Regions from separate parts of the Homo sapiens genome. Here region 1 is linked to region 2. A link is a loop called in an ENCODE intact Hi-C map of the cell type or tissue named here. Cell type or tissue: OCI-LY7. All regions are shown on one strand. Each heading gives the region's core, and the rest is flanking DNA. Links, peaks and the distances in the headings are about the cores only. Region 1 holds the start of ABCA9 (ATP binding cassette subfamily A member 9). Region 2 overlaps ABCA6 (ATP binding cassette subfamily A member 6).

The links. A loop is a pair of places that touch in the nucleus more often than their neighbours do. Peaks named below come from ENCODE experiments on the same cell type or tissue, not always from the same donor. Only the 100,000 strongest peaks of a DNase experiment are listed, where the experiment ranks them.
Region 1: it touches region 2 in a loop (2.1-fold over the local background); 2 of 110 quality-filtered maps call a loop at or near these places.

The regions. Positions count from the first base shown.
Region 1 is chr17:69,053,067-69,069,797 of GRCh38, reverse strand. ABCA9 (ATP binding cassette subfamily A member 9) reads left to right here and starts at 8,871. Exons shown (of 39, transcript NM_080283.4): 1 at 8,871-8,932. LOC124904051 (a long non-coding RNA gene) reads right to left here and starts at 10,659. Exons shown (of 2, transcript XR_007065889.1): 1 at 10,283-10,659; 2 at 9,706-10,110. In OCI-LY7, for the core only: a CTCF peak has its summit at 11,408; no DNase peak of the experiment used is centred there; H3K4me3 peaks cover 942 bases.
Region 2 is chr17:69,111,165-69,127,072 of GRCh38, reverse strand. It overlaps ABCA6 (ATP binding cassette subfamily A member 6), which reads left to right. Exons shown (of 39, transcript NM_080284.3): 9 at 2,038-2,185; 10 at 3,666-3,834; 11 at 9,117-9,175; 12 at 11,587-11,697; 13 at 12,136-12,311; 14 at 13,336-13,455; 15 at 13,713-13,851; 16 at 14,800-14,890. Among named protein-coding and RNA genes, the nearest start is that of MIR4524A, 19 kb to the right of the region's middle. RefSeq lists an enhancer at 8,821-9,010. In OCI-LY7, for the core only: no CTCF peak of the experiment used is centred there; DNase peaks (open chromatin) are centred at 8,762, 9,052 and 10,912; H3K4me3 peaks cover 5,036 bases; H3K27ac peaks cover 5,282 bases.

The DNA.
Region 1 (16,731 bases), core at 4,003-12,002, 53 kb after region 2:
TCAAGCTATTAATGGGTTTTTATTAAGATTATATTTAGGAGCAGATTAATGATTCTGAAAACGGAAGATCAGAATAAAACAAAAGAAGGGATCAAGAGAAAAATGGAAAAAGAACTAAACTATTTCAACGCTGTCGTAGAGAGATCTAGTGCAGGCTTTACTCTCTATTTCCCTAACACACCCCTTGTAAAAGAAGCTGACCACTGTGTACTGCATCACCAATTCTCTTCTTTGATGCCTGGATTCCAGCTGGGTTTGATTAATCCAACAGGAAGTAGCAGCAACAGATTGAGGATAGAAGGAAAGGGAGGTCAGACCCTCCTCCCCTGCTTTGGTACCAGATCTAGTGGTGAATGGATCCTTGAGGCCCACAGGCTTTGCCCTCCTCCAGTTACACTCACCTGTTTCTTCCCCTTAAGGGGACTGACCCCAGGAATGTCTCCCCCGGCTGCAGGCCACACTCAACCTCCAGCAATTCATCAAAATTACCATTTATGCATTCCGTCCTACCAATTTCTGGCTCTAGTGATTTCTGCTCCAGGTAAGCTGATCTTGGCTGTGATTCTCTGTATTCACTTGTTTCTCTGGATTTTAGGGTTGTAGTTTGCCCTGAAACCTCAATCTCTGATGGGTCCAAGAAATATCACTGATTTTCAGTTTGCTTAGGTTTTTTCTTACTGCAAGAAAGCGAATAATGACTTCCACGCTCTTTACATGTTGGAGGTGAAGAAATTGAATTTTAAATTTTATTGATTTTTAATTAATTAAAATTTACATTTAAATACTCACATGGGGCTAGTGGCTACCTTACTGAAGAATGCAGTTTTAAAGTTAATCATATCTTTGTCCTCTTCCTAAACTATAAGATTTTTAGGGAACTTAGCTCTGATCATGGCTCTCTCCTCCCATATAACTGCTGTTTGATACTTGAGTTGTCCATTGTGTTTAACACTGCCCCCTGCACACATTAGTCATTATCATCATTAGTTTGCACAATCAATATTTATTTAGTTCACTAATATATTTATTAGTTGCTAGCATTCACCTACTTCTTTCTGGATTCAGTTTTTTCTTCTTCTTGGAGGATATTTATTAGTAGTTCTTTCAGAGATGTCCATAAAATAGAAATCTCAGTTTTTTGGGGTAAAGATATATCTATTTTATGCTTACACATGAATTATATTTTAGCTGGTTTGTCAATCAGCCTTTGCCAAACCACCTTAAAACTTACTGGCTTAAAATAGCAATCTCCTTTTAGCTTTGTTTTCCTGTTTCATTTCTGGCATCTGGGTATTTATTTTTCTTTAAATGTGATCTCTGTTTTTGTTACTTCTTATTTAACCATTTTATTTATTTCCTTGTTGAAGGAGCATTCACATTAGCATAGTTCAACAATAGAAATAGAAATAGCAATAAAGATTTTGCTATTATCTTACAAAATCCCACTGTGTGGTATTTTGGTACAAATAAATTGAAAAGTAACTGGCTTGATATCTTCTTAAGGTTTTTTAAGTTGTATGCTAAATACACTAGAAAACTTGCATAAAATACTCCCAGGATGGGCTCAGAGGAATAATGATTGTATATTGGAAACAATAATTTTAGATGACCAAATACATTTTTGTTTGAAGTTTCCGTTGAATGTTTATAAAAAGGCTGAACACCTGAGATTCCTATGTAACAGTAAATAATTTCTCTGGAGAAAAAAGACCTAGGCAAAATCTAACATATATTAATTTAATCAAACATCTTAAAACAAATACAGAAAGAATTAGTGCCCCCCAGATATTGTGGAGTGGGGCCTAGATTTCCTGGCCTATAAGATAAGGAGCCAAGATTTCCCAGTGTTTCTGTTTAGGTTTCCTGCACAGAGATGAGCATCTACTATAACAAAATAAACTCTTTGTTTTTATGTACTGCCCCCAACAGAAGCTGACAAGAAATGCAATGGCAGCAATGTTTAGTTCTTTCAAACCCAGTGAGCTCTGTGAGGCTTCTGAACTCTGACTATAACTTGTAATGTAATTGTAATTGTTGGTGATGTTTGAGGAGCCCAGGCTTACTAGTTAGTCTTATATAGGGTAAGAATAAAAAAGAAACCTGTATAACCCAATTTCTTTCCTTCTTTCCTTCTTTCTTTCTCTTTCTTTTCTTTCTCTTTGTTTCTTTCTTTCTTCTTTCTTTCTTTCTTTCTTTTTTCTTTCTCTGTCTCTCTCTCTTTCTTTTTTTTTTTTTTCCAAGGTCTCACTCTGCTTACTCTGTTGCCCAGGCTGGAAGGCTGTGGCGCCATCTCAGCTCACTGCAACGTCCACCTCCCAGGCTCAAGGGCTCAAGTGATGTTCCCACCTCAGCCTCCAGAGTAGCTGGAACTGCAGGCATGTACTACCACACCTGGCTGATTTTTTGGTATTTTTTGTAGAGACAGGGTTTCACCATGTTGCCCAGGCTGGTCTGAACTTCTGGACTCGAGAGATCCTCCCACCTTGGCCTCGCAAAGTACTGGGATTACAGGGCACAATGACTTTCTTTTATAAATTCAAAGTTGAAGAATATAAATTTAAAAAATATTAAATCATATTTAATTATATATTAAGAAAATTTCCATTCATACAAAAATAGCAAAAATATTACAAAATTTAGCATTAAATATGTCAATTCTTTTTTTATTGCTATTTTTGTATTGGTGCTAGTGTCTTAGGTATGAGTAACTCAGTTTATTCCATAAGTACGGCTTTTCTCTTGTACATTTAAAGCATTTTTCTGTCAAGTCTTTAAGTCACTCACTATTTATCAGTTTCAATAGCTATCGATGCCTTTCCTGATCCATCAATGATTTTAATTAATGATAAATAACTTCTAAAAATATGTTGTTTTGAGCCATCAGTTCAGAGATAAACCTTACAAATTTTCCTTTAGTTTCAAGGAGCATTTCTTAAGGCAGCAGGACTTATGAGTTCCTGACATGTCTAAGGCAATCTTCCACTCTCCTTGATACCTATTTGAAGACTCCTCACAGTATCCTCAAGTGCCCAGCACATCTGTTGGTTTGTTCTTAGAATTTGCTTCCTACTTCACAGAAAAATCTTAACCCTGAGGACGGAAATCTTTACTTCGTGTTGTCACATTTTTTAATCCTCTCAGCTTTCACTGGCACTTCCTTTTTTTCTTGTGACAGAGAAAAAAAAAAACCTGTCCCATCTGATCCAATACCGTCTTACGCAGCCCCTCCAAAAAAGCAGCACTCCACCTGTTACTGCGTTTCTCCTGCGTGTTCAGCGTTCTCCTCCTCACTTTCCCTTTTTAAATGTTGTCTTTAAAAAACAAAATAACAACCTTTTCTTGACAAAAACAACTCACTTAAACTACCACCCAACCTACAACCTTTCTTTTATAACTAAGCTTCTTGAAAAAAAAAAGATACTTTTTTTCTTTTGTTTTCCTACCTCACATTCAATATTATACATTTAAAACTTAAAACATATGTATTGAGCAACCTTCATGTTCCAGGCTCTGTGAGGTACACAGCGGTGATGATTTTGTACCCTTCAGTTGTTTACAATCTATGGTGTGGGAGAAATGAGTATATTTAGCCTAAAAGACAGTGAGGTACATACTACAATAGCAGTAACCACAGCGTGCTGTGGGGGCACCTGGAAGGGGCATGGAACCCATATGCAATGAGGGCAAGGGTATCAGTTCGTTCTCACGTTGCTAGTAAAGACATATTTGAGACTGGGTAATTTATAAGGAAAAGAGGTTTAATTGATTCACAGTTCATGGTGGCTGGGGAGGCCTCAGGAAACTTACATTCATGGCAGAAGGGGAGGCAAACATGTCCTTCTTCACAGGGTGGCAGGAAAGAGAAGTGCCGAGCAAAAGGGGGGAAAAGCCCCTTATAAAACCATCAGATCTTATGAGAACTCACTCTCTATCACAAGAACAGCCTGAGGGTAACTGCCCTCATGATTCAATTACCTCCCACAAGGTCCCTCCCACGACACATGGGGATTATGGGAACTATAATTTAAGACGAGATTTGCCGGGGGGACACGGCCAAACTGTATCAGCAAGGAAGGCACCTTGTGGGAGGAGAGATCAGAGCTGAAACCTGAAGGAAAAGTAGGAGCTGAGCAGATAGTTGTAGTCACCAGAGAAGTCCACTTGTGAACCGGAGTTAGTTACAGGAGAGCAAAGAGAGGTAAATGAGAACATGATGTACTTATTAAAAAAGAAAATCATGTAGAAGTATCTGGCTTGAGTTGGAGGAAGGAGACAAGGCAAGGGAAGAGTGGAAAGAGAAGAAAGGACCAGATAATTAAAAAAAAAATTCTTGTACATTTGCAAAGAGATCAGGACACAGTCAAGGCAGTAGTGGGAATGATATCATAAAAATTCTATGTCAGAAAGATTGTTTATATGTGATGTGGAAATAGATTGCTTTCCCATTTCAAGATGGCAGATAAGCAAAGGATAGACACAAGGACAACATTGCTCAATATCTAATAAACTTCCAAGAGAAAAGAATAGAGAGACTAGAAGGAAAGCAATATTTGATGAAGGTATTAGTTAAAATTTTCCCAGAACTTAAAAAGGAGACACAAGTTCTTTGATTGCAAGTGAACACAAAGTGCCATGTAGGACAAAACCCAAAAATCTATACCTGAGCACACTGTCATGAAATTCCCTACACTTGTGGTTAAAGAGAAAACCCTAAGATGTCTTCACAAGAAAAACAAAAAAACCTCAAACTTACGAGTACCAAAAGCACTTTATCATCATATCTGGATGAGAAAGCAATAACATGCTATTTTTAAAGTGAGAAATATAAGACATTTTCAGTCAGAGCTATAAACAAAAACAGAAAACAATAATGGAATGACAGAGTAACAAAAATACAGATAGAGAAAATGAACAGATTTGTTATAGTAAAAAAAAATTTACAAATGGCCAAAAAGTATATTAAAATATGCTTGACACCACTAAGAAATATAAGTTATCAAGGTGGTACTATTTTTTATTAATCAGACTGGTAAAATTTACAAACACCTATAATGTCTAGTTTTGACACAGCCGTGGAGAGTAGAGTCTCTAGCATTTGGTGAGTCATCCCTCATTGCAAGCTACTGCACTCAATACTTTACATATGTTATTTCCTTTAATCTCTACCATCTCCCCTCCACCCCAAACCTAAATTTATAAATTCTAAAACACCCTTGTTAGATACTATTGTGTCCTCTGGATCTCACAGATGAGAAAACTAAAGCTTCCTGGGTAAATCATTGGGGCTCCAAGGTAAGTTACTTGCCTTGCATTGCAATTAGTAAGAAGTAGAGCTAATGTTTTAAGTTCAAATATGCTAACGGGTGTATCCTATAAGGAGCAGGAAGATGGGGGAGAAAGATGTATAGAGACATAGGCTGATTTTTTATATTGCCAGAGTAATGTAGATCCTGATACGTTTGTTAACATTTGAGGGTTATCACTAGTAGAACAAAATACTGATCCAGAACTTTATAGATGATAGTTGGGGAAAAAGGAAAAGGGGAACCTGAAAAAAGGAACAGAGAAAACACAATCACTACAGAAATGGATAAATGGGAAATAACAGGAAAGCGTAATTTAAAGAGACCATAAAATAAGATGACTGGAAGAAAAGGATTGGGTAACCAAAGGACTTACATCCCCTTCCCTGCCCTGCCCATGGATAGTAGAAGATTTGCAGATAAGGTAAAAAGAGAAATGCAATTATACTACTTCAACAGGCATCCTTTAGGCATGTAATAAAAGTTTGTCAAAATATATCTGAGAAATGCAAATTGCAAATGAAAGTGGAGGGCAGGAATATATCACACAAAGGATATTTCAAGGCAAAAAAAGCACAAAACAAGACCAAGTAGAATTTATTACATTTTTAAGAAACAAAGAGGGCCAGGCGCGGTGGCTCACGCCTGTAATCCCAACACTTTGGGAGGCCGAGGCGGGCGGATCACGCGGTCAGGAGATCGAGACCATCCTGGCTAACATGGTGAAACCCTGTCTCTACTAAAAATACAAAAAATTAGCCGGGCATCGTGGCGGGCGCCTGTAGTTCCAGCTACTTGGGAGGCTGAGGCACGAGAATGGCATGAACCCGGGAGGCGGAGCTTGCAGTGAGCAGAGATCACGTCACACACACACACAAAAAAAAACAAACACAAAACAAAACAAAAAACAAAGAGAAATGTTTGGAGGATATCTGACAAAACTCACATGCAGGCAGTGCAGCCAGATCTGAGAAAGAATGAAAAGCAAGAAGATAAAAGCCCCTGGAAAACAAGCAGACATTCTCAGTCTTTATCAGGCAGCTGGACCGCTTCATCCTTCTCTCTTTACAGATCAGGTTTTTCTGTTTTTGCACAGTGTTGAGAAGGGCTGCACACAGGTCTTGGGGTGACAAGTCCTCCTTACAAATAGCCAGCAAAGATTCCAAGAAGAATGTTGTAGTCTGGTGCAAAACACATCACATGAAATTTATAAGGTTTCTGGCACTGGAGAATACTGCCGCAAAATAAATGAAGCAAAAGGCAAGGAAAATTGTAAAATATGTGCACATAAAGTAAGAATAATGGAATAAACAGAGATATATGCAAATGAGACAGCATAGCATTTGTAATTTGAGCTCATAGACTCTACAGATTGTCTGAGTTTTAACTCAGTTTCCGCTACTCACCATCTGTGTGAATTTGGGCAAGTTATGTAACTCCCTGGGCCTCACCTTTCTGGTCCGTAAAATGGGTTGATTAGAATAATGCCTACCTCATGGGATTATTCTGTGGATTAAATGTTTTAATATTTAAGTATGTCTTAGACACAATAAATGCTATATGTAGTTGCCAAAAAAAGTGTACATTATGGTATAAAATCAGTGTCATTTCATTTTTGAACTCCCATGGGATTGTTTTTGAATTGGTAAACTGATTCAAAAACTTCTTTATAAGAGTAAATACGTCGGGCGCAGTGGCTTCTGCCTGTAATCCCAGCACTTTGTGGGGCCAAGGTGGGTGCATCATTTGAGGTCAGGAGTTCCAGACCAGCTTGACCAAAATGGTGAAACCCCTTCTCTACTAAAAACACACAAAAATTAGCTGGCCGTGGTGGCAGGTGCCTGTAGTCCCAGCTACTGTGGAGGCTGAGGCAGGAGAATCGCTTGAACCTGGGAGGCAGAGGTTCCATTGAGCCGAGATTGTGCCACTGCACTCCAGCCTGGGTGACAGAGGGAAACTCCGTCTCAAAATAAATAAATAAATAAATAAATATTAAATATTGTTTAATCTAGAAAATATTAAAAAGAAGATCAATGAGAGGGAGCTTGCTCTGTTATAGTGCCACAGAGATTACAGTGTGGTACACTGAAGGAAACATTGAAAACAGAATTTAGAACCGAAAGTCAAAATCAACTAGGTCCAGAACTCATAAGCTCTAACCTAGGTACAAAGTTCTTCTAGGAAACAAGTTACTGAAAAAAAATTTCCTAAATTATATTCTCTGTGCACAAAATGTTGGCGATGTTATTAAATGTATTGAATGTGATAATTTTGTATTTTCTGCAGAAAATCAACCAACCTATAACCTTTTCTGTAGACATATGGAAACAATCAGAAGTCTTTTTTTTTTTTTTTAAGTTTGACAGTCTCATGGATTCAGGAGTTCAGCCTACTTCCACAGACTGCTTGCTGAGCAACTTCTGGATCGCATATAATTAGAAAAAGGATAAATATAATTGAATCAATATTGAGAGAATGGGAAATGGGTAAGGAAGATTTCATTTGGTTATCATGGTCCATGAGACACAGATAAGAGGCTGATTTAAGAATTGCATGCATTTATTGTTTCCCTTTCAGCTGTATGTTCAGGAAGAAATTACAGTACTGAAGAATTTAACAGACTTACTGGCTGTAAGCAGAATGATAGTGGTCCTTTCCCCCCTCTTCTTCAGCCAAAGATGAACTCCATGAATTATAAGAATTTTGGAACAGTCTTTTCTTCTACTTACATAAGATGCTCAAAAATAGACAGAATGGCATCTATTACCAGTTAAAAATGTTTCTCTAACAATACTGGAAAGCAGGACATACTAAAATTCAGTAGTTACTGGTGGAGAAAGTAGTTTGTTTCATGGGAACCGTTGCAGAGATGACAAGCCTGGAGGCTTTGAGAGCACAGGTAATTGTTATGTGAGATTTCTCTAAAGATTCTGCTCGCTTCAGTACCATGAAAGATGAAAGATGCTACAATTAGTATGCACACAATGAAACTGAGATGCAGATGGAAACTCAGAGTTTCTTTTGTTACCCTGAAGAAAATTACATTGCTTTATTGCCGTATTTCTGGATTCAAGTTTTAAGAATCTGTTGAAGGTTTTAAATAGTTTCTAACCCAATTTGTATGTATTTACTTGTCACTTAAAATATATATATATATAACATATATATTTATGTATTTTTCACTTTGTTCTGCTCTACTCTTCTCTGGATTGGCTTCTTACTTATCTTTGTTTAAATCATTGTGTTGGGGTCAACTCTCCCATTAGGGCCTTGTATGAAAAGACCGATTGAGAAAGGCTAGATTCTCCTTGGTTTGATAGTTCCTAATGTTTTGATATGTCCAGCCAACCATCTGCAACTACAAACTCCCTGCTGAGTAACTAGCAGGAAACAAAGAAATGGAAAACAGCAAAGAAATCACCACGTGAGCAGAAGATATTTTGGCAGGCTAGCTGAACTGAGACCAGATTCTCCTGGGAAATTTGTATAAAACAGAACTATTCACAATGAATGTGAAATTAAAAGCATGATGTAGTAGTGACCCAAAAGGAATGTGAATTCTCCTCCAGAACATGCAGAGACCCATGGATGAACTGTGTTTCTAGATTTTTCCTCCAGCTTTCCTGAGAGTAAGTTAACCTCTAAAATTGTGGTTATTTTGCATATAGAAATATAACATAAGACTATAAATAGGCATGCCAGACGTTTAGGTAGAAACCATTAAAAGCAGTAAGTTATTAACGAGTCATTTTGACTTTTTAAATCATCTATTTTATTTTGTATGTCTAAATAACCAAATGAAGAACTAAGAATTTAAATTTTTACCCCGTAACTAAAACATTTTTGGACAAATAGCATACATTATCTAATAGGCTATTGAATAAATCAAAAGAAATGTCACGTTATGTTGCTTCTTTACAAGTATGAACTATTTCCAAATTTATTTGAATTACTTACTCTTCTTTGTTTGTTTTTAATTTTACTGCCAGAGGAATTGTAAGCATTGCAGGATGCATAATTTTCTGAGTTTTGAATTGTTTTTAAATGGCTTGAGAATATTTTCATCAAGAAAACTTAAGGAAAGATTTTTATTGATCTTGTTTATTATAGTAACTATTTTAAAATTTTGATCTAATTTGTTGCCCAGTGCAACAAATTAGAAAAATTTGTTCTGTGAATAACAGGAATTTTATCTGACTGGGAAATGATTGGCTTTTTATAACCAATTTATTATTTCTAAATTATACAATTTCCTATTCAGAACAATTTAAGCTAATTAGATGTTTTATATTATTACGGTGGGTAGTATATTTTTTCTCTGATATTTACACTAAGATGTTCAGTGGGGGGAAAAATCAGTCTTAACGCTCAGAGATAAATAACCACATTCATGACAATGAGATTATGTAATTGTTTTTTATTCACAAATATTTTCTGGCACACACATTAATTCACAGAAAGAAAGAACAGTAGTCACGTGGGCACAATATTTAACCCTTTCAGATACTGAGGTTTATCACCGCTTGATTTCTTAGTTGGAAATGTTGCAGTTTGGTTTCAGGCAGGATTTCCAGGCTATCACAGCCTGCTCCGATGGCATGATTATTAGGAGCTCATCTGCATCACTGGTGAATTTCTTTGGTCACTTCTGGACAGTTTTTAAACATAAGTCCATGCCCTTCTTTGTTCTGCTGATGAGGCACGTCATAAAATAAATGTCCAGCAATGTCTTCCTGTCTTGTTCTCAGGCCTCAGGCTCTCGGACTCCTTCCCCCAACCCTGCCCCCATGTTAACTTTCTATTGCTGCTGTAAAAAAAAAAAAAATGACCACAAACTTAATGGTTTAGAACAAAACAGAGTTATCATCTTACAGCTCTGGGGGTTAGAAGTGTGATGTGGTTCTCACTCGGCTAACATCAAGGGGTTGGCTAGGCTGTGTCTCTTTCTGGGGGCTGTAGGGGAGAATCTGTTTTCTTACCCTGTGTAGCTTCTAGAGGTTTCTTGCATTCTTTGGTTCATGGTCTTCCTCCTCCATCTTCAAAGCCGTAGCAGCAGAATGAACCCTTCTTCTACTGCCTCACTCTGATCTTGTCTGCCTCCCTGTTTTACTTTTTAGCACCCTTGTGATTACACTGGGTCTACCCAGATAATCCAGGATGATCTCCCTATTTCAAAGTCAGCTGATTAGCAACCTTAATTCCATCTACTGCCTTAATTCCCCTTTGTCATGTACTGTAACATATTCACAAATTCCAGGATTAGAACGGGACCATTATTCTGCCAATCACATTTCTCTTCAACTATGCCTTGTGATATAGTTTGGCTCTGTCCCCACTCCAATCTCATCTTGAATTATAGTCCCCATAATCCCTATCTGTCATGGGAGGGACGCAGGAGGAGGTAATGGAATTATTGGGGCAGGTCTTTCCTGGGCTGTTCTCATGATAGTATTCAAGTCTCACGAGATCTGATGGTTTTATAAAGGGGAATTCCCCTACCCAAGCTCTCTTGCCTGGCACCATATAAGACGTGACTTTGCTCCTTATTTGCCTTCAGCCATGATTGTGTGGCCTCCCCAGTCATGTAGAACTGTGAGTCAGTTAAACCTCTTTCCTTTATGAATTACTCAGTCTCAGGTATGTCTTTTTTTTTTTTTTGAGACAGTCTCACACTGTCACCTAGGCTGGAGTGCAGTGGCGGAATCTCGGCTCACTGCAACCTCTGCCTCCCAGGTTCAAGCGGTTCTCCTGCCTCAGCCTCCCAAGGAGCTGGGATTACGGGCACTCGCCACCACACCCAGCTAATTTTTTGTATTTTTAGTGGAGATGGGGTTTCACCACGTTGGCCAGGCTGGTCTCGAACTCCTGACCTTGTGATTCACCTGCCTCAGCCTCCCAAAGTGCTGGGATTACAGGCATGAGCCACGGTACCTGGCCTCAGGTAAGTCTTTATTAGCAGTGTGAGAACAGACTAATACACCTTGCCCTTCAGACTTCAGTAGCAGCACAGTATTCCCTGCAATAGACCATGGATAGGCTCCATCTCTGGTACTACCCCCTTGAGGCTGACTTGAATAAATCGTCTTCCCACTTGAGCTGTCTCTTGAATACCAGAAGGGGTCAGCATATTCATGGCTTTGCTCCTGCCATGAATATGGCAGGATGAACCATGAACCTAGGATCCAGGAGCACCCTCATTAATAAAACCATTGAAGGGGCAATAGCAACCTTATGATTGCCACTCCTGTTCAACATGGCACCAAAAGAGGATACCATTGATGTGAAAACACAGGCCTTATTAGTCAACTGGCCTTGTGCTCCACTATACCAAGACTTGAACTACTACCTTTGAATCATTTCCTGGGTGAGTTTCCCATCCTAGAATGTTGGGTTTGTTAGCTAAGATTAGGTCTTACGTTTTCTTTATCAGTTAAAATAGTTCATGTTCACTAAAGCTCTACAACTTTCAGACCATCGTTGTTATTCTCCCTTATATACGACACCATTATGTAAAATGGTGTCATATTTGCATTTAACCTATGTATATTCTCCTGCGTACTTTAAATCATCTCTAGCTTACTTACAATACCTAATGCAATGTAAATTCTATGTAAATAATTGTTATACTTTATTGTTTCAGGAATAATGACAAGAAAAAAAAAGCTTCTACATGTTCAGTACAAACCTAGCCATCCTTTTTTTCTGAGCATTATCTACCGCCAGTTGGTCGAATCCACAAGTGCAGAACCCACAAATACAAATGGGTGACTATAGTTTTTGAGCTGTGTTAACATGAAAGAGTATAAATAATTACATTGTACCCGCACTACCAAACTGAAACTGTCATATCTGAAGTAAGTTACCTTCATTATGTTGTAGTAGGTCAGTTAATGGCTTTTGGACAGACATATCCTGAATTCTTTGTTTGTTCTCTGCAAACAATTCTATAAAGACTTCCTAAAGCCTATAAAGACTTCCTAAAGCCTAGGCCCATGTTTTAGAAAGTGAAAGTCTGGCTGACTGGTGGATCTGTGTGCAAGCCTAAAGGCCACTCTCTCTCTCTCTCTTTCACTCTTGTAAGCCTAGGCCCTTATGTGGGTTACCCTCAAGGCCAAGGCTGAGCCCATAAGCAGGCAGGCATGGGTGATTGTCTCTCATTGAAAATAGCAGAGCAACATTGGTGCCTACAAATGATTATCCCTATATTGATTTCAATAATACAATGGTAGAATGAGGTATCTGTTTAAGTACCTTCAAGGACAATTTTATGTGATTTGTTTATCTCTATTTGGCTGATTCATTCTCCCTAACTCCACCTCCCACCTATCCACATATGTATAGGAAGGTTATAGCCATCATAGATGTGAAGATTAGTTTGGGTGCTCTTTTCTATCAACAGTAAAAGCGGGCCATCTACTTTGCAAGAATAAAGTTTGTCTATAATACACCAAACCTATTCCTTGACTCAACAGTCCATTCCACAATAATTACATTTTTATGCCCATACCGTCTCCCCAAAATGCATTTTCACACCATTGAACACTAGTTAAAACTATGAGTTCCAAGTCTTCCTACCTCTTGGGATGTTTCATAGGAAAATCTCTATTGACCAAGTGACATAGATCTGGCTTTTATTTCTGTGCCTCTTCATCACCACATATTTAACTATTCCAAAATAGTTATTACCACCATCACTCTACTCTAGTTCCTTCTGCTCATTATCTCTTACACAGTATATCCTATCTAATTAGGCTTCACCTTATGAAGTAGGCTTTTGTAAATATCCCAGGGGATGAAGGACGAGGAGTTGAAAGATACAGAACAAAGATTCAGAATTGTATTTCATTTTCTGCTTCTAGCATCTAGAAGAGATTGTAGAGTGTTGAAATAATTTCTTCCTTAACAGTCTGATAGAATTTCCCAGTGAACCCATTCACTGGGGAACCACCAGTGATGCTTTCTGTTTTGAAGATTATTGATTATTAAATCAGTTTCTTTGACAGATAAAGGTTAATTCAGATTGTTTATTCTTGTGTGAGTTTTGACAGATTGTCTCTTTGAAGGAACTGATTCGTTTCATCTAGGCTATCAAATTTGTAAGCCTAGGGTTGTTCATAATATTCTTTGATTGTCCTCTTAATGTCTATGAGATCTGTAGTGATGCCCCCTCTTTCATTTCTAATATTAGCAACTTGTGTTCTCTCCCTCTTTTTTCTTAGTTAGTCTTGGTAGAGGCCTATTGATTTTATTGATCTCAGAGAACCAGCTTTTGGTTTTACTGATTTTTATCTATTGATTTCCTGTTTTCCGTTTCATTGATTTCTATCATAATTTTTACTATTTCTTTTATTTTGCTTTCTTTGGATTTAATTTGCTTTTCTTTTTCTAATTTCCTAAGGTGTAAGCTTAGATTGTTTGCTTTAGATCTTTCTTCTTTACTAATGTATGCATTGGATGCTGTAAATTTCTCTCTAAGCAAAGCTTTCACTGTATGCCACAAATTTTGATAAGCTGTGTTTTCATTTTTATTTAGTTCAAAATAAGTTTTAATTTGTCATTAGATTTTTTTCTTTGACTTTTATGTTATTTAGAAGTGTGTTTAACCTCCATGTATTTGGGAGATTTTCCAGTTATCTTTCTATTACTGATTTCTAGTGTAATTCTACCATTGCCCAAGAGCATGCATTGTATGATTTCTATTCCTTTAAATTTTCTAAGGTGTGTTTTATGGCTCAAAATTGGTCTATCTTGGTGAGCGTTCCATGTGAGCATGAGAAGGATGAATTTCCTGCTGTTATTGAGTGAAATCGTGTGTAGAAATGTTCATTTTACCCAATCGGTTGATTATATTGTTGAGTTCAACTCTGATTTTATTTATTTTCTGCCTGCTGGATCTGTCCATTTCTGCCAAGAGAGGTGATGAAGTCTCCAACTATAAGAGTGGATTCATCTGTTTCTCTTTGCAGTTCTCTCAGTATTTTGACACTGTTGTTAGCACACACATGTTAAAGATTGCTATGACTTCTTGGAAAATTGACCCCTTTAACTTTATGTAACTTCTCACTTTATCCCTGATAATTTTCCTTCTTTGGAATGAAAAGTCTGTTCTGTTTTAGAATTCTACTCCATCTGAAATTAATATAGTTATTCCAGCTTTCTTCTGATTATTGTTAGCATGGTCCATCTATATTTATCCCTCTACTTTTAATCTATATGTGTCTTTATATTTAAAGCTGGTTTCATGTAGACAACATGTAATTACATCTTTTTTGTCATCTACTCTGACAATCTCTGTCTTTTAATTGGTGCATTTAGACCATTGATGATCAAAGTGATTATTGACATATTGGATTAGTATCTACCAAATTTGTTACCATTTTCTATTTATTGCCTTTGTTCTAGTCTTCAATTCTATTTTTGGTCTACATTTTTTCTGCCTTTTGTGGTTTTAATTGAGCATTTAATATAATTTCATTTTTCCTTCTTTCTTAGATTATCATTCATTTAGACTCATTTTTTTTGTTTTTTGTTTTTACTTTCTTTCATGAATTTTCCAAAAGAAAAGCAAATTAAATCCTTAGAGTTTGCAATATATATTTACAATTAATCCAAGTCAACTTTCGAATAACACTATACCACTTAATTGGTAGCGTATCTTATAATAACAAAATAACCCCAATTCCTCCTCCCTCCTGTCCCTCATATCATTACTGTCATTCATTTCACTTACAGATAAGCATACAGGAACATTATATATGAATGTAATACATATATTGTATATATGGCATTATATACATATATAAACATAAGTATACACAATTGAATACATTGCTATTATTTTCTATTATGTTTCAAATCAGTTAAAAATAAGAAAAAGTTTTTATTGTACCTTCACTTATTCTTTCTTTCTCTCATGCTTTTTCTTTATGTAAATCTGAATTTTCTTTTCTTTTCTTTTTTTTTTTTTTGAGAGAGGGTCTCACTCTTTGCCCAGGCTGGAGTGCGGGGTCACCATCACAGCTCACTGCAGCCTCCACCTCTCAGGCCCAAGTGATCCTTTCTACCTCAGCCTCCTTAGTAGCTGGGGCCTCAGGCATAAGCCATCATGCCTCACTAATTTAAATAATTTTGTTTTTGTAGAGACAGGGTCTCCCTATGTTGCCCAGGCTGGTCTTGAACTTCTGGGCTCAAGCCATTCTCCTACCTTAGCCTCCCAAAGTGCTGTAATTGCAGGCATGAGCCACTGTGTCCAGGCTTATATATAAATTTGTGACATATCATTTTACTTCTTTTGAAATAACTTCTTTTCATATTTTTGCAAGGCAGGTCTACTGGCAACAAATTCTCTCATTTTTTGTTTGTCTGAGAAAGTACTTCTCTTTCATCTTTTGAGGTTAATATCACAGAGTACATTCTACTAAGGGTAGAATGCTAAGTTGGTGGGTTTATTCTCTGAGCACATTAAATACTTTATTCTCTTCTTGTTTCCATAATTTCTGAAGAAAAGTTAGATAAAATTCTTATTTTTGCTCCTCTATAGAAAAGATGTTTTCTTCCTCTGGCTTCTTTAAGATTTTTTTCTTTATCTTTGATTTTCTGTAGTTTGAAAATGATATTTCTTGGTGTAGTTGTTTGAGCAAATATTCTGCTTGGTGTTCTCTGACCTTCCTGAATCTAAGGTTGGGTGTCTAGCCGTTATCTGGGGAAATTCTCAGTCATTACTGTTTAAAGTATTTCTTCTGTTCCTTTCTTTCTCTCTTTTTGGTATTCCCATTAGGCATATGTTACACATTTTCAATTGTCCCATAGTTCTTAAATATTCTGCTCTGTTTTTTCTTCAGTCTTTTTTTGTTTTCTTTTCAAAAAGTTTTGGATTCTTTTCTCAGCTGTGTGTAGTCTACTAATAAGCTCATCAAAGATCAAAGGCATTCTTCATTTCTGATAGTATTTTTTAATATTAGGCATTTATTTTTGGTTCTCTCTTAGAAGTTTTATCTCCTTTCTTACCTTGCCCATCGTTCCTGCATGATGCAGCATTATAAGAAATATATATTTTGTCTCTGCCCCCTAGTTTTGGCACAAAACCTCTAAAACCCTTGTAATTTCCTGAGTCATAGGGGTGATGGGAATAGCGTTAGTTATAATATTTGGTCCCTGTTCCTGACACAGAGCTTCTAAGACCAGGAATCTCTGAAGTGAAATGAGTATCTTCGTGTTAATGAGATATCTGATGGCTGAAATCCCCTAGATTGCTTCAGGATAGGACTGGTTGCCAGGGAATCACCCATGTGATTAGAAGGTTTCAGCCCCATCCCCAGATGTCCAGGAAGAGGAGAGGAGATTGAGTTCGAGTTAATCTCCAATGGCCAATGATTTTATTAATCATGCCCATGTAAAGAAGTCTCCACAAAAGCCCTAACTGAAGGAG
Region 2 (15,908 bases), core at 7,813-15,812:
ATTTATCAACTAGACTATCCTTTCCTTGAATGAATTGCAATCTTTCTTTTATCGTAACTCAGCCAATCATGTATTGGCCAAAATGCCTATCCTTGCACTGTGGCCTCATTGTCTTAATTGTTTTGCTTTATCATATGTCTTGATATCTGGCAGTAACAGTTTTACCTCTTTAATCTCTTTTTCAATAGAGTCTTGTCTATTCTAATTTCTTTGCAATTATGTAAATTTTAGAATTAGCTTATCAAGTTACATAATCACACACTTATGTGCCTGTGCAAAGCCATTAAGAGTGTGATGCAGTTGAATTATTCGATCAGTTCGAAGAAAATAGTCATCTTTTTTTCAGCCATGAACATAATATATCTTTGCATTCATTTCAGTGATCTTTGATTTTCTTTAATAATTATCTTTTTTTATTTTTATTTTATTTTGAGACAGGGTCTTGCCCTGTCACACAGGCTGGAGTATACAAACACAGCTCACTGCAGCCTCAACCTCCTGGGCTTAAGTGATCTTCCCGCCTCGGCCTCGCAAGTAACTAGGACTATAGACATACACCACCACACCTGGCTAATTTTTAATTGTTGTAGAGAGTTGGTCTCACCATGTCACTCAAGCTAATCTCAACCTCCTGGGCTCAAAAAAGCGATCCTCCCAACTCAGCCTATCAAAGTGCTGGGATTACAGGTGTGATCCATGCACTTGGCCTGTTTTAGTTTTCACTGTAGAGGTCTTACACATTTTTATTTGATTCATTCTGATGCTTTTGATATTTTTCATGCTGTTATAAATAGCATCTATGTTTAAATTCTTATTTTTAAACATTTGTTGTTAATGTAGAGAGATGCAACTGATTTCTGTACATTGGCGTTCTATCCAGCATTCTTGCTATATTCTCTTACTAAACCCAATATTTTTCTGGGTTTTATACATATATAATCATGTTGTCTTCAAATAATGATGGCTTATATTTTTCCCATCGCAATCCTTATGCTTTTTATTTCTTTTTCCTACTTTCCTGCACAGGTCCGGACCTCTAGTACAATAATGAATAGAAATGCAGGCAAAATAAAAGCTTTCTACATTGTGCCATTAAGTATGATGCTTATTGTTGGTCTCAGTGCATGTAATTCACCAGATTAAGGAAGATTCATCTTAGTTTATGAAGATATTTTCTTTACTATGAATAGATATTACATTTTACCAAATGGTTTTTCTGTGTCTATTATATTGATCACATTATTTTCCTATTTAATGTTTGATGTTGAATTACATTGATTGATTTTCAAATGTTGACTCAATTTTGGATTCCTAGAATAAATTCAACTTTATCATGAAAATGTTAACATTTTAACATAGACTGAGAAGCTGTAGAGTGTGCAGGGTAAGGAACTGGCCCTAAGAGTAAGACTTTCTTTGTTCTAATTTCACTTCGCCACTTTTGGCTACTCAACTTCGCTGTGCCTTAGTTTTATCATATGTAAAGTGCAGATTAAAATCTTATTATTTTTATAAGCCTTATTGCTTATCTGATAGGGTTTTAAGGAAGATTAAATGGGATAATATACAAAACACTTAGGACAGTGCCTAGAACATAGTCGCTGTTATTATGTGGCAAAATTCTAAATACAAACTTTTATTTGAAATAATAACTAGAAAAGGAGGTAAGTTCTCTTTTTATCTAATTAAAGGCGTCCAAGAATTTCTTATATTCTTTCCAAAATTTATATCTCCTTTGTTGCCCAGAATAGATATTTGTAATACTGCAATGATTTTCTGAAAACAAACAAATGAATTATAATTTAAATTATTATACTTAGAACATTGTATTTATTAAATAAATATTTCTTTCTAATTATTTTTCATTGTAAAATAGAAATATTTTGACCAATACCTTTATTTACTTATTTATATATTTGACTAGTAACTACTAAGTGCCTCTTGAAAAAGCTAGTTAATAAATTAATACTTTTTCCTGCTATGCCAAGCTATTTATTTATTTATTTTAAACATTTATTTTTATTTTTTGAATCTTAGATTATCAAACTGGATTATAACTTGAATGGTGTAATTTTTCCTGACCCTTCAGGAGACTCATATACAATGATAGCAACTTTTTCTATGTTGCTTTTGGATGGTCTCATCTACTTGCTATTGGCATTATACTTTGACAAAATTTTACCCTGTAAGTAATAGTGAGTTTTTCTCTGTCCTCTACAGTTATTAATTACATTGAATATATTTTTTAAGATTATATAGACTTTTAAAATGAATATTAAATATTTCCCATTTCAAACTAATAAGTTCATTATTTCTACTTCATAGTTCTAATGGTCTAATGAAATTTTTATGTAAAAACAATTCTTCTTATGACTTTACTATAGCAATATATTATAATTATATGACAACAATAATTATAATACATCTTGTAATTGTGTGGTAATTAAATAATGTTAGGTTTTCATGGATCCCTGAAAGTGTTTTGAAAGGGTCATATTAGGATTTATGTCAAAACAAGATAAAAGAAATTAGTTCTTATGGTGGTTTGGCTCTCGGGAGGCCATTATACTGTGGAAGAGCTTTCTCATGAATATTTGTTCAGCATCATTCTCAAAATGTTTTATATATTGTTCATATTTACAGAAGTATATTGATCGCCCAGTTAAATTATCTTGCAAACAACCAAAAATGTCACGTAAGCCCAGAATTTTTTCACACATTCTAGAATCAGAAAGCTTTTTTTCTGGCACAATCTTCTTGTTTATCCTCTTATTTTATATGTTCCTTCCACTATTTAAGGTTGTCTTATAGGTTTTCTATGTATTTACTTGTATATATTCCTGTCTTTCTGTGACTTCTGGTTGATATGTGAAGGCCCTTAATAATAAATTCAACTTTGTTTTTTAAACTGGAAAAATATATTTAAAATATCACTATAAATTTATTCTAAACAAATACAGTTTCTCCATGTATTCATGCCTAAGCAGGAATATATAGATTTCAATATTATGTTCAATTATGTTGCTGTGGTCAAATTATTTAAGTTGACAAACATGTCTACAATTATTTTTATGCACTGTATTAAGGCTTTGTGTCTTCCCAAATATTTGGTTTCATTCATTCTCCTAAATACCTTTTAGATCACATTTTAAAAAAATTTAATAAATATGTTTATTGGGTGATACAAATCTGTTTTTCATGAGCCTATTAAGGATAATGCAACCCATTGTTAAGACTGGAAAAAAAGGACATATAATGGTTTCCTTGTTGGGTGTCCTTTTCTACAGATGTAGACAACAGAGGCTCTAAGATCTGTACTAATGTCTTGATCAGGGAAAAGCTGGAGTCCAACTCAGCTGGTCATACACCTAATATTTTATTCGAACCTCACTTTCCTATTGACTTTCTTTTTTTTGATCACATTCTATTTATACTTTGTTGAAAGCTGTATTATATTGTTTAATTTTGCAATATGTTATTTCCTTTGAATTCCCATTGTTTACTTCATCATCAAGTTTTCTTCTTAATAATAAATTGAGTTTTAGAAGAAAAAATGTCTCTATGATGCTTAAAACTTCAAGGCATTCTGCATTGTTGTTAGCAAGGCTTCTTTGCGCATTCTTTTACTATTACTGATCATATTTTGTTGCCTCTTGGTTAATTAGATGGAGATGAGCGCCATTATTCTCCTTTATTTTTCTTGAATTCATCATCTTGTTTCCAACACCAAAGGACTAATGCTAAGGTTATTGAGAAAGAAATCGATGCTGAGCATCCCTCTGATGATTATTTTGAACCAGTAGCTCCTGAATTCCAAGGAAAAGAAGCCATCAGGTAATCACACTTATAAGTAATACTAATGCATGAGCACAAGGCTGAAGAATTATTATTATTTTTAATTTTATTATTATTATACTTTAAGTTTTAGGGTACATGTGCACAACGTGCATGTTTGTTACATATGTATACATGTGCCATGTTGGTGTGCTGCACCCATTAACTCGTCATTTAGCATTAGGTGTATCTCCTAATGCTATCCCTCCCCCCTCCCCCTACCCCAGAACAGTCCCTGGTGTGTGATGTTCCCCTTCCTGTGTCCATGTGTTCTCATTGTTCAATTCCCACCTATGAGTGAGAACATAAGGCTAAAGAATTATTAACCGAGAGCATCAGGGTGAGCTTGAGGCAAAATATTGAAGGAGAAGATATTTGTTTTTGTCAATGTCACTTTGAACTGCTCCATTTCCATCACCACCAATTTCTTCTGTTACTTGAAAGGAAAATCCTCCTTGTTTATCAGCTCTGTATCATATTATCCAGCCACACTTCATCTTGTCCCCCTTTCTGCCTCTTTCTCTTGTGCCCACCTCTCTTTTATACTTGCTCCTTTCATTCTGTGAACCCCTCTCTCCATGGTTTCATCTGGTTTTATATGATAAGTTGGAAGAAGTAAGAAATTCTGAATCAGAAATTCTTAGATCCTAATACTCTCCTCTCTCATTTGATGTGTACTCTTGGAAAAATGAGTAAATTTTATGAGTCTCAGTGTCTTCTATGAAACAAGATTAATATTGACTTTGTAGGGTTGTTATGAGACTTGGTATATCACAGAATTGCATGAGGAGCATTTAGAATATCTGTTTTTAGCCAGGGATTCTAACTCAGCAGTTTTGGGATTGAACCCAAGTATCATGGATTTCAAAATAGCTTTGTAGATTTTTCTACAAAGTTTGGTACAAAGTTAATGGATCAGCGCTTTAAATAGCAATCGTTTATTTATTAACAGATGTTTACTTAGTGCTGACTATGTACCTGACTTGCACATAATTCGCACAAAAAGCTTACGAGGTAGGTATCTTTATTTTCCCCATTTTGAGAATACAAAAAGTGAAGCAATGAAAGCTTAAGCCTTTTACCCAATATCACACAACTCGCAAGTGGGGAACTGGAATTGTAATCCAGATAGTCTGGCTCTACAGTCTATGCTCTTAACATACTATTGAGATGTCAGGAGGCAAAGAAAAATGAATAAATAGAGAACCATATCTAGGAAGTGAAATATTTCCAAGACAAAGAGGCCTAACCCATATACCTAAGCTTCCTCCATCTAGTTCTTAACCAATTTTCCGTTTAAGTTTTCTGAGAGGGGCAACAGCGCTTCCTCTGCTCTAGCTAGGAGTATACCAGCTCCATAGAAAATTTCTATCCAAACAAGAAAGGCCAAGTGAGGAATAATTCCATAAAACTCAGTTCCAGTGTCATCAATCCTTCTTTACCAGTTGAGGGCACAAAATAATATTGTATTATATTATTATTCAAATTATAAAAATTTTCAGATCCAATCTTCTAACAAAATCTTTTACTTACAAAGACCTCAAAATTTTCTTTGTTCTTCTACTGCTGCCTAGTGACCTAGGAAAGAAAGTAAAATGTGCTCCACCCCCACCTTCCCCCAACTTCTCCCTTCTTCTCCCACATCCCCACTGTGCCTCCAAACCTAGCCAATGTATACAGTGTTGACTGGGTACACCTGTCACTTGGTCTGGATTCTTAGCTCAGGTGGAGACCTGAGGCTACTGACAAACCAGGGAAAGAAAGTCATTTGATGCAAGGACTATTCACTAAAGCTTTTGGCTCCATTGTGGGGCACCTCACCCCAGATCCACACCAAAGCAAGAAAGTAGGCTTAGGCGGTCAATGTTGTAGCTCTTTAATGGCAAGGTGGTACACACTCACTGAGTGTTAAAGCAGGTCTGGGGCTGCAAGGCAGTCTAAAACTGCCTTTTGACCATCCAACAGTATATGCAGTTTCTAATCCACAAGTTTTATCTCTTCTTTCTTCACAGTGATCATTTCTTAGTGGCATCATTACTCTTCCCCACCTGTAGACAATGTCAAATCTTTTTCAATCAATTCCAACGTGTGAATTCTATTTTGTATGAATATAAAAGGCACTAAGCCATTGATTTTTTTCTTCCTATGTGGTCTCTGCTTTATATAAAAATTGACTCTTCCTCTTTATATAGAAATGCTTTATATACAAAGGAACTCTTCCCCTAAGATACATAGAGCTTACAGGGTATGTAATCTTTAAGCTCTATGTATCAGGGGTATGGATGAAAGTTTGTAGAATTCTAACCAGAATCATGATTCTGGGTTTGTAAAAATATACATTTTTTATTCACAACTGGCTCTTCCTCATTCATAACTCCCAAGTCACATTTTCTCTGGGGGCAATTGTGTACACATATGTGCATTCCTGTAACTATAGACCATTCAGGCAATATTCCCAGAACACAGGTAGAATGTCTGCCTCAAATGTAAATGACTGATTTCATGTCTAAAATCCAGAAACAACAGCTCCTCCTAAATGGAATTTTCTTTATTAAAACAAAACATTAAAGTTTCACTTCAACAGGGATTCCATTTTACAAAGAAATGCTGAAATAAAATACCTGGTGAGACTCATCATCTTTTAACTTTGCTTCATTCATTCATTCAACAAACATATTGTTGCTGGGTTCTTTACTAATCTTTAGGGCAGCAAATATGAACAATAAACTGTCTTTCAAGGAGCACACAACACAGGGAACAAAATAAATAGGTACATGAAATTCAATCTGATAAATGTAGGGATAGAGATATTAACTACTGTTATTTAGTCAATAGAAGTGTTAACTACCCTAGTTTAGGGAAATCGAAGAGAACGTCTATTTTTGTTTTAAAAAGTTAAAAATTACTGAAGAAATTTAGGCTTTTAAAGCTGACATATTCACCATCCGGGTTGAGCAGATATAAACATTATTGTCATATTTGCTTTGTATTTTTAATGGATATATTATATGTTTATTTAAAGTCCCTTTTGATCTCTTTAAAATATTTTCTCCATCCTTCGTCAGAATTTACCTTTATAATGGATTTGGTGTTATCACTTTCCATTCATATATTTACATATTGCACCATACACTTATAGCCCTAATCAATATGTGATATAGATATATGTGATATAGCTCTGTGTGTTTTTGATATAATCTATAAATGGTATCAGACTGTACTTAAGTTTCTACATATTGCTTCTACACTCAGCATTTTGCTTTTTGGGGTGTATTCATAGTGATAACTATGGGCTAATGCATTGATTTTAATTTTTATATAAAAGTATTCTAAGATATGAATCTACCACTTTTATTTATCTTTTCTGACATTGAAAAATATTCTAGTTGTTTCTAATTTTTTGGTCTGACAAATGATGTTGCAATGAACATTCTAAGAATAAGACAGATAAAAAGGTGTGTTTGTGCATATGTACATATGTGTGTGTGAGTGCATGTATATATGTATATGTGTATGACACACCCAGCAGAAAAGACAAAAAGCACTAAGCTTTGTGCAGGATATAAATGGTGGTTTGGTGATCCTGACACATAAAACATGAGGCCGAGGATGCCAAAAGATGTCACTGGACAGACCATGAGTGGCTGCTTCATGTGGTACAAAGTAGCCTTGACTTTCCCTCTGAGGCTGATGAGGAACGTTGAGGAGTAAATAAAATGGATTTTAAAATAAATCACCCTGTTTCCTGTGTGAAGCATGGATTCTAGGGGAATAAACTGAAAGTAGGGAAAGGAACTAGAGGCAGTGAACAAGAGAAGAATAGTTGAAGACTTAAAAGGGACCCAAGACTTGAACTATTTTAGAGTTAAATTTTACAAAAATGATACCAGGTTGGATGGGTGATGAATCTGAGTGAGAATCAGGAAGAGAGTAGTTGAATGTCCATGCTGCCAAATAAGATCCTGCGTGATGGGGAAATGGGTTTAGGTGACAATGCAGTGAAGTCTGTTCTGCATATGCAGTTTTAGAGCAGTTAATTCTCAAACCTGGCTTCACATTAGACTCATTTGGAAGAACATTTAAAATATCCCAATCCTCAGCCTTCACTGCCAAGAAAAACTCATCACCCCAGATCAATTAATGTGAATCTTTTTTCTGTGAACTCTGCAGAGAAGTAATTAATGTGAATATAATATGAATCTCAGATGTTGTTTGCAGGCATCAGTTCCCTTTGGAATTCTAATGTGTATTCACAATTAACAACCACTGATTAAGAGCTGTGTGTCTGTGTGTGTGTGTGTGTGAGAGAGACAGAGAGAGAGACTATCTATGCAGCAAACCATTAGATGTGTGAATCTAAAGATCAATGAAAAGGGTGGGGTCAGCATTAGGTTGATGCTAAAACAAAAAATCCAACGAGAAAACTTCTGGAGAGAGTCTCAAATGAGAAGATCCATCATATACATGGAGAACCCTGTGGAATATCAAGCTGATGTGTCTGATGAAGGAAGAGGACTTTATTAGGAAACAGAGAAGGAACATTTAGAAAAATAAGAAGCAAAGCAATTAAGTCACCATTAACAAAGAGAAAGTCATCAACAGTGACTCATAATCCACTGTAAGAATGGAAAAGTATTTGTTGTATTTTATAATTAGGAGGTCACTAATGATTTCATTATGAAGTGGTTCACTGGAGTGGTGAGTTCAGAAATCAGAGTGCAATTGAAGAGGAATTAAAGGTCAGGAAGTGAAAATGGCAAGTTTACAATGGCAAGTTTATTTTGAGAATTTTGTACAATACAGGGAGGAGAGAAATTAAATTGTGTCCAAAGTAGAGGTGAGTTCAAAGAGGAACTATTAGAGAGAACACTATAAAAGATGCAGGTGACAGAGTGTCTGACTCATAAACTAATAAGCAAGACTTGGAGACGATGCAGGATGCCAGTTCAAGACCCTAGGTAAATGAGCTGATCTTGAACAGGGGGAAGAACCAACTGTTCTAAAGCTAGAGGAAGAAAGTGAGGATAATTACACAGCATTCTACTTTTCTAGGCAAAATACTAGTAGTTTAATTGTAACTTGAGAGAGACTCCTCTATTTTCTACCTCAGGGGAAATAAGTAATCAAAAATAGGGTTTTTTCTTTCTGAATAGACTGTTTATGCCATCCCTTATTTCACATAAAGTGGTTGGCTGCAGTTATCACTATGACTAGGGCTATAAATGGCCCGTGCTATTTTCACTTCTGTGTTGGCTAAGTAAGCACCCTTTTTGTTATTTCAGAATCAGAAATGTTAAGAAGGAATATAAAGGAAAATCTGGAAAAGTGGAAGCATTGAAAGGTAAAGAAAAACATTGAAAAATTTCATTCTTTCACTTCTTTCTTTATTATAAAAAAGGGAAACATTCAATGTGAAAAAATTTGAAATATGTAGATAAGCAAAAGAAAAAAGAATATAAATAACGCTATCACTTGGACATTAATCATGATTAAGAATATGCTGTAAAATTCTTCCAGATATTTCATGAATCTATTAATTTATAACAGTGGTATCATACAATGAAAGATGTAATTTCTCTTTGTTTTTAAAGATTAATCTGCTATGAACAATATTTTATATATTGTCACTGTGAGGAAAGAACATCTAGACTGAAATCTGATAAAGGTTTTATACTAGCCGGTGAATTTACATAGTTTATATGTACTGGTGAGGTTAACTAAAGCAAGATGAGTAAAACCATTGACTATGAATTAAATTTCACAAGTCAATATCCTATAACAAACCTAAGTTATAATTTGAAATGAAAAAACACATTTTGATACAAAATATTCTAACATACAGTTTTCTATAACAGACATTTAAGCAAACATCAAAGTGAGTAGCTAGATTTCATGGAGGACTATTTACTTTTATTAAAAATAATTTTTAGGAGGGATAAAAATGATTTTTATAAAAGACAGAAGCCTTAAAAGCTGAAAAAGAAGAGCCATGAACCTTCCAGAAGTGTAGAGTTCTCCGACCATTGTGTTTATATTGCGTGTATTTTCTAATAAATACAGCATCCTCTAATTCAGTCTTATTCATTGCTTTTAGATTAGGTCTTTGAGAATTTAATGTATTTGTATGAGCAATTTTATTCTCTCTCTAGGTTTCTCTCATCAAATACCATCTAGAGCTGTGATTTCTTTCTTTAATGTTAGCTCAGGAGATACTGAAATAATTTTAAATTGATTACTTAAAGTTTTGGAGCACATTTTGAACTACCTTTGTACTCATCAAGTCATGAACTTCTTTTTGTCTAAACAAAAAACTTCTTTAAGAATTTTGTTCATTTTAAAAATAGCAGCACCTTAAAAAATTAAAAGCATTGGACATCAACACATTAAAAATATGATTATGAATTCAAACCAAGTATAGCTGCTCTTTGGGAAATCAGGGAAGAAGTTGCAATCCCTTAGCCTCCTCTTCCTTCCTCATGGAGTTAGTTTCTGGAGCACATCTGCAACACCTTTGGGACACACTTTTGAAATCTTTTATCTATGGCCTACTTTTCAGAAGCTAAGTACCATTCCATTATATGGATACCACGACTAACTTATTAACACACCAATGTATGAGATTCAATTTGTTTCCAATTTTTAGTGTAATAAAAAATACTAGAATGAACAGCCTTGTTCAATCTTTGTAAATGTCATAAATTGTTTCTTGAATATAAATTTCTAGAAGCAGAATTATTCAAAGGAAGCATACTTTCAAGATTCTTGATTCATATTTCAAATTATTTCCCTCTAAAATCATAAAAAGTCATACTCCCACAAGCAATACATAATGAATAATAATGACAACGACAACAATAGCAATAAACACTTAGATTTCATTGAGGATTTGGTGTGTGCGGGAAACTATGCTAAGTGATTTACATGTACCATTTTACATTTAGGCCTGTGAAAGACATGTTAATATATCTCTCACTTTGCAGATGACGAAACTGAGGCTTCTATTTAATTTTTCCAGTTACTGTGGGTCAGTCCCAACAGCCAGTATCACTTCCCTCTTACCCTGGAAAACACCGTATACTTTGCATTTAAAAATTACAGGCCAGGCATGGTGGCTCACATCTGTAAATCCCGAAGTGGGTGTATTGCTTAAACTCAGGAGTTTGAAACCAGCCTGGGCAACATGGCAAAACCCTGTCTCTACTAAAAATACAAAAATTAGCCAAGTGTGGTGGCGTGGGCCAATAGTCTCAGCTACAGGGAGCTGACGTGGGAGAATTGCTTAAGCGTGGGAGATTGAGGCTGCAGTGAGCTGTGATTGCTCCACTGCACTCCAGTCTAGGTGGCAGAATGAGATCCTGTAACAAAAAAAAAAAATTACAAACATAAAATTTGTTAATGTATTTGTTTAGTTGTCCCAATATTATTTATTAAATAAACCATCTTTCTAATACATTTGAAAGGTCATTTTATTAATCTTTATTTTTATATTTTCTTTGGTCCATATTAGACTTCTGTTCTGTTCCATTGGTCACTATATCCTGCACCAGTAACATATTATTTTAATTATTATAGTTCTGTCACATATTATTTTGGCAATTAGGAAAATATTGATCATTGTGTATTTTAAAGTATTGAAATGCTGAGAAATATGCCACTAAACTAAATAGCCTTGTTCTATGTTGGGACCAGGCCTGTCTAATGCCTTTCTGTTTATACTGTTAATAATTTGTTAACAATTTGTTCTAAAAATAGGCTTGCTCTTTGACATATATGAAGGTCAAATCACGGCAATCCTGGGTCACAGTGGAGCTGGCAAATCTTCACTGCTAAATATTCTTAATGGATTGTCTGTTCCAACAGAAGGTGAGTAAAAAGAAATTTCTCAAAGGCAAGATGTCTTATAATAGAATGAGGTCAAGCATATGCCTCTCATTTTAAATTTTAAATTTGATGGCTTAAGAGAAATAATGTTTATCTAAAGTTGTTTCCAAGAGCTACATAATTTTGAATATACTTCATATTTCTGCAATTTTATAAAAATTATTATCTTTATTCCATTGTGTGATATTTCAGGGTAGATGTGCAGTTCTATAAGCATATGTTTGTAACAAGAATAATTAGTAGTTCACAAATTGTGTTCACATATATGCAGTTCTATAAGCATATATTTATGTCAAGAATAGTAGTTCACAAATCATTTTAGACATTTGTGAACATATGCCAATATTTTCTTAAATGAGATCTATGAATATTAATAGAATGTATTATCTTGCCAATTTTATTTTTAACTTCTATTCTTAGGATCAGTTACCATCTATAATAAAAATCTCTCTGAAATGCAAGACTTGGAGGAAATCAGAAAGATAACTGGCGTCTGTCCTCAATTCAATGTTCAATTTGACATACTCACCGTGAAGGAAAACCTCAGCCTGTTTGCTAAAATAAAAGGGATTCATCTAAAGGAAGTGGAACAAGAGGTAGGAGGGCATGCTTGGATTAACTGACCTGCCAACCACTTACCAAATTAAATCATGACCACAGAATTCTCTTCAATGATTTATTTGCCCTGTTATGAATAAAATTTAGGCAAAGAGGTCCCATAACAAATATCGACTGCTTTAATGAGTGGTTAAAATTGCATAATATGAATCATTTTGGATTTTATTTTTATTTTTTATTATACTTTAAGTTAGGGTACATGTGCACAACGTGCAGGTTAGTTACATATGTATACATGTGCCATGTTGGTGTGCTGCACCCAGTAACTCGTCATTTAACATTAGGTATATCTCCTAATGCTATCCCTCTCCCCTCCCCCCACCCCACAACAGGCCCCCATGTGTGATGTTCCCCTTCCTGTGTCCATGTGTTCTCATTGTTCAATTCCCACCTATGAGTGAGAACATGCGGTGTTTGGTTTTTTGTCCTTGCGATAGTTTGCTGAGAATGATGGTTTCCAGCTTCATCCATGTCCCTACAAAGGACATGAACTCATCATTTTTTATGGGCTGCATAGTATTCCATGGTATATATGTGCCACATTTTCTTAATCCAGTCTATCATTGTTGGACATTTGGGTTGTTTTCAAGTGTTGCTATTGTGAATAGTGCCACAATAAACATACGTGTGCATGTGTCTTTATAGCAGCATGATTTATAATCCTTTGGGTATATACCCAGTAATGGGATGGCTGGGTCAAATGGTATTTCTAGTTCTAGATCCCTGAGGAGTTGCCACACTGACTTGCACAATGGTTGAACTAGTTTACAGTCCCACCAACAGTGTAAAAATGTTCCTATTTCTCCACATCCTCTCCAGCACCTGTTGTTTCCTGACTTTTTAATGATCGCCATACTAACTGGTGTGAGGTGATATCTCATTGTGGTTTTGATTTGCATTTCTCTGATGGCCAGTGATGATGAGCATTTTTTCATGTGTCTTTTGGCTGCATAAATGTCTTCTTCATTTTGGATTTTAAAAGTTGCGTATTTTCTCATATAGGTACAACGAATATTATTGGAATTGGACATGCAAAACATTCAAGATAACCTTGCTAAACATTTAAGTGAAGGACAGAAAAGAAAGCTGACTTTTGGGATTACCATTTTAGGAGATCCTCAAGTAAGTGAGATTATGCATGGGGAAGGAAGCAGGTCGAATGTCTGCAAAATGTCAAGTTCTTTTACCACTAAAAGTGGTAGAGCTTTCATTGTAATGCATCAAGAGAGAACCTGCTATGTTTAACTATAAATAGAAGTATATTGGAGAAAAATGGCTGGATGGTTATTATTTTATGGTATTTATTGTTTTTCATGCTATCTTCTGGATACAGTTAATGTGAAAGAGAGACATATTTTATATATCTTCATTCTCTGTAGATTTTGCTTTTAGATGAACCAACTACTGGATTGGATCCCTTTTCCAGAGATCAAGTGTGGAGCCTCCTGAGAGAGCGTAGAGCAGATCATGTGATCCTTTTCAGTACCCAGTCCATGGATGAGGCTGACATCCTGGCTGGTAATTGTTGGTTTTATCTCAGTGTTACCATGATGCAATTGGGGAATTTAGAAGCGAGGTCTATTCCCAGGGTAAGAGCCCTGCTCTCATTATGGTGATGTTCCTACATTCTATAGCAGTCAGGAGGACGACAGGAGTCTAGTTCCACTGTGGAATTCCTTTCTGGTTGTACATTTGCTAGGTAGTGACAACTAATGAAAAATTCTGATTACCTTTTTTTTTTAGATCAGCTGTCAATTAATTTAAACATTCAAATCTTTTTTTATATATATTTAATTGAAAAATAGACACTTATTCTTTAGCATCAGAGTATACAGTATACCATGTAATTTATGTGTTTTTTTTTTCAGAAAGTATTGGAAGGTGCAGATAGACTGGTGTTCATGAGCTTATTTTATTTTAAATTTAATTTATTTGTATAAATTTAATGAGTACAAGTACCGTTTTGTTACATGGATATATTATGTAGTGGTGAAGTCCAGGCTTCTGGTGTATTCATCACCAAATAATATACATTGTACCCATTAAATAATTTCTCATTCCCCATCCCCCTCTGACTCTCTCACCCTTCCGAGTCTTCAGTGTCTATTACTCCACACTGTATGTCCATGTGTACCCATTTTTTAGCTCTCACTGATAAATGAGAACATGCAGTATTTGACTTTCTGTTTCTGTGTTGTTTCACTTATGATAATAGACTCCAGTTCCATCCATGTTGCTGCAAAAGACATGGTTTCATTCTCTTTTATGGCTGAATAATATCATGAGTTCATTTTAAATGCATCAATTTTAATATGTATTTCAAATGTTAAAATGCACACTAGATCTAGTTATACCCTGTTGAATACTTCTCCTTTGCACTTCTGAGCCTTGGCTCCTCGTCTTTCTTTACTAGAGAAAGAAGAAATGACCCCCAATATCTTTTCTCCCTTGATTTCTTTCATTCAGATAGAAAAGTGATCATGTCCAATGGGAGACTGAAGTGTGCAGGTTCTTCTATGTTTTTGAAAAGAAGGTGGGGTCTTGGATATCACCTAAGGTAAAGACTTTGGGAATAGATTGGATTTATGTGTTTGCAATACTGGTATATGAAAAAGGTGGACAATTATGAAACAGAACTGGCCTCGTGCTTCATCTCTACCATACTGGATTGATCAGTGTTTCCTGAATACTTTTTTTTACTTTCCTTCCTCCTGTGTCTTTACAATGTTAATCATTGGCAACATTTCAACATGATAAACCAAGCCTGACTTTTCACAGCAAGACTACTTCATGTGCCACTTTTCTAGGTAGCTGTTCTGTGCAGCCTAAACCTCTACCTGCTTCCTACCCACATTTTCCTCAGCTGATCCATAGAATTCTGAAATATGTTTTCATTCTTTCATAGGGCAAAAAGGCAAATAATTTCAGAAGCCAGTATCAACAAGGAGAGAATCTAGGGGCAGAAAGTAATGATAACTGTGGCTAACAAAAAAGTGTATATATTAGTCTGTTCTCATGCTGCTAATGACATACCCGAGACTGGGTAATATATAAAGGAAAGAGATCTAATTGACTCACAGTTCGGCGTGGCTGAGTAGGCCTCAGGAAACTTACAATCATGGCAGAAGGGAAAGCAAACACGCCCTTCTTCACATGGTGGCAGCAAGGACAGATGCAGACTGAAGGCAGGGAAAAGCCCCTTATAAAACCATCATATCTCATGAGAACTCACTATCATGAGAACAGCATGAGGGTAACTGCCTATGATTCAGTTACCTCCCACTGGGTCCCTCCTATGACATGTGGGAATTATGGGAACTACAATTCAAGATGACATTTGGGTGGGGACACAGCCAAACCATATTGGTGTATATCCAGGCTAAAATAATTGTTTAAAATAACCCTATGGCCAAACAAAGCATGCATGTGGGCCAGATTTTCTCTACTAGCTAATGATATGGTCTGGTATAATAATTATTTTCCCTAAGAAGTCTCTTCTTCCTAACATTCTCAGCTTCCTACATTTATCTATAACTATACATATAAAACTCTATATAGTTCCATTTACATTATAT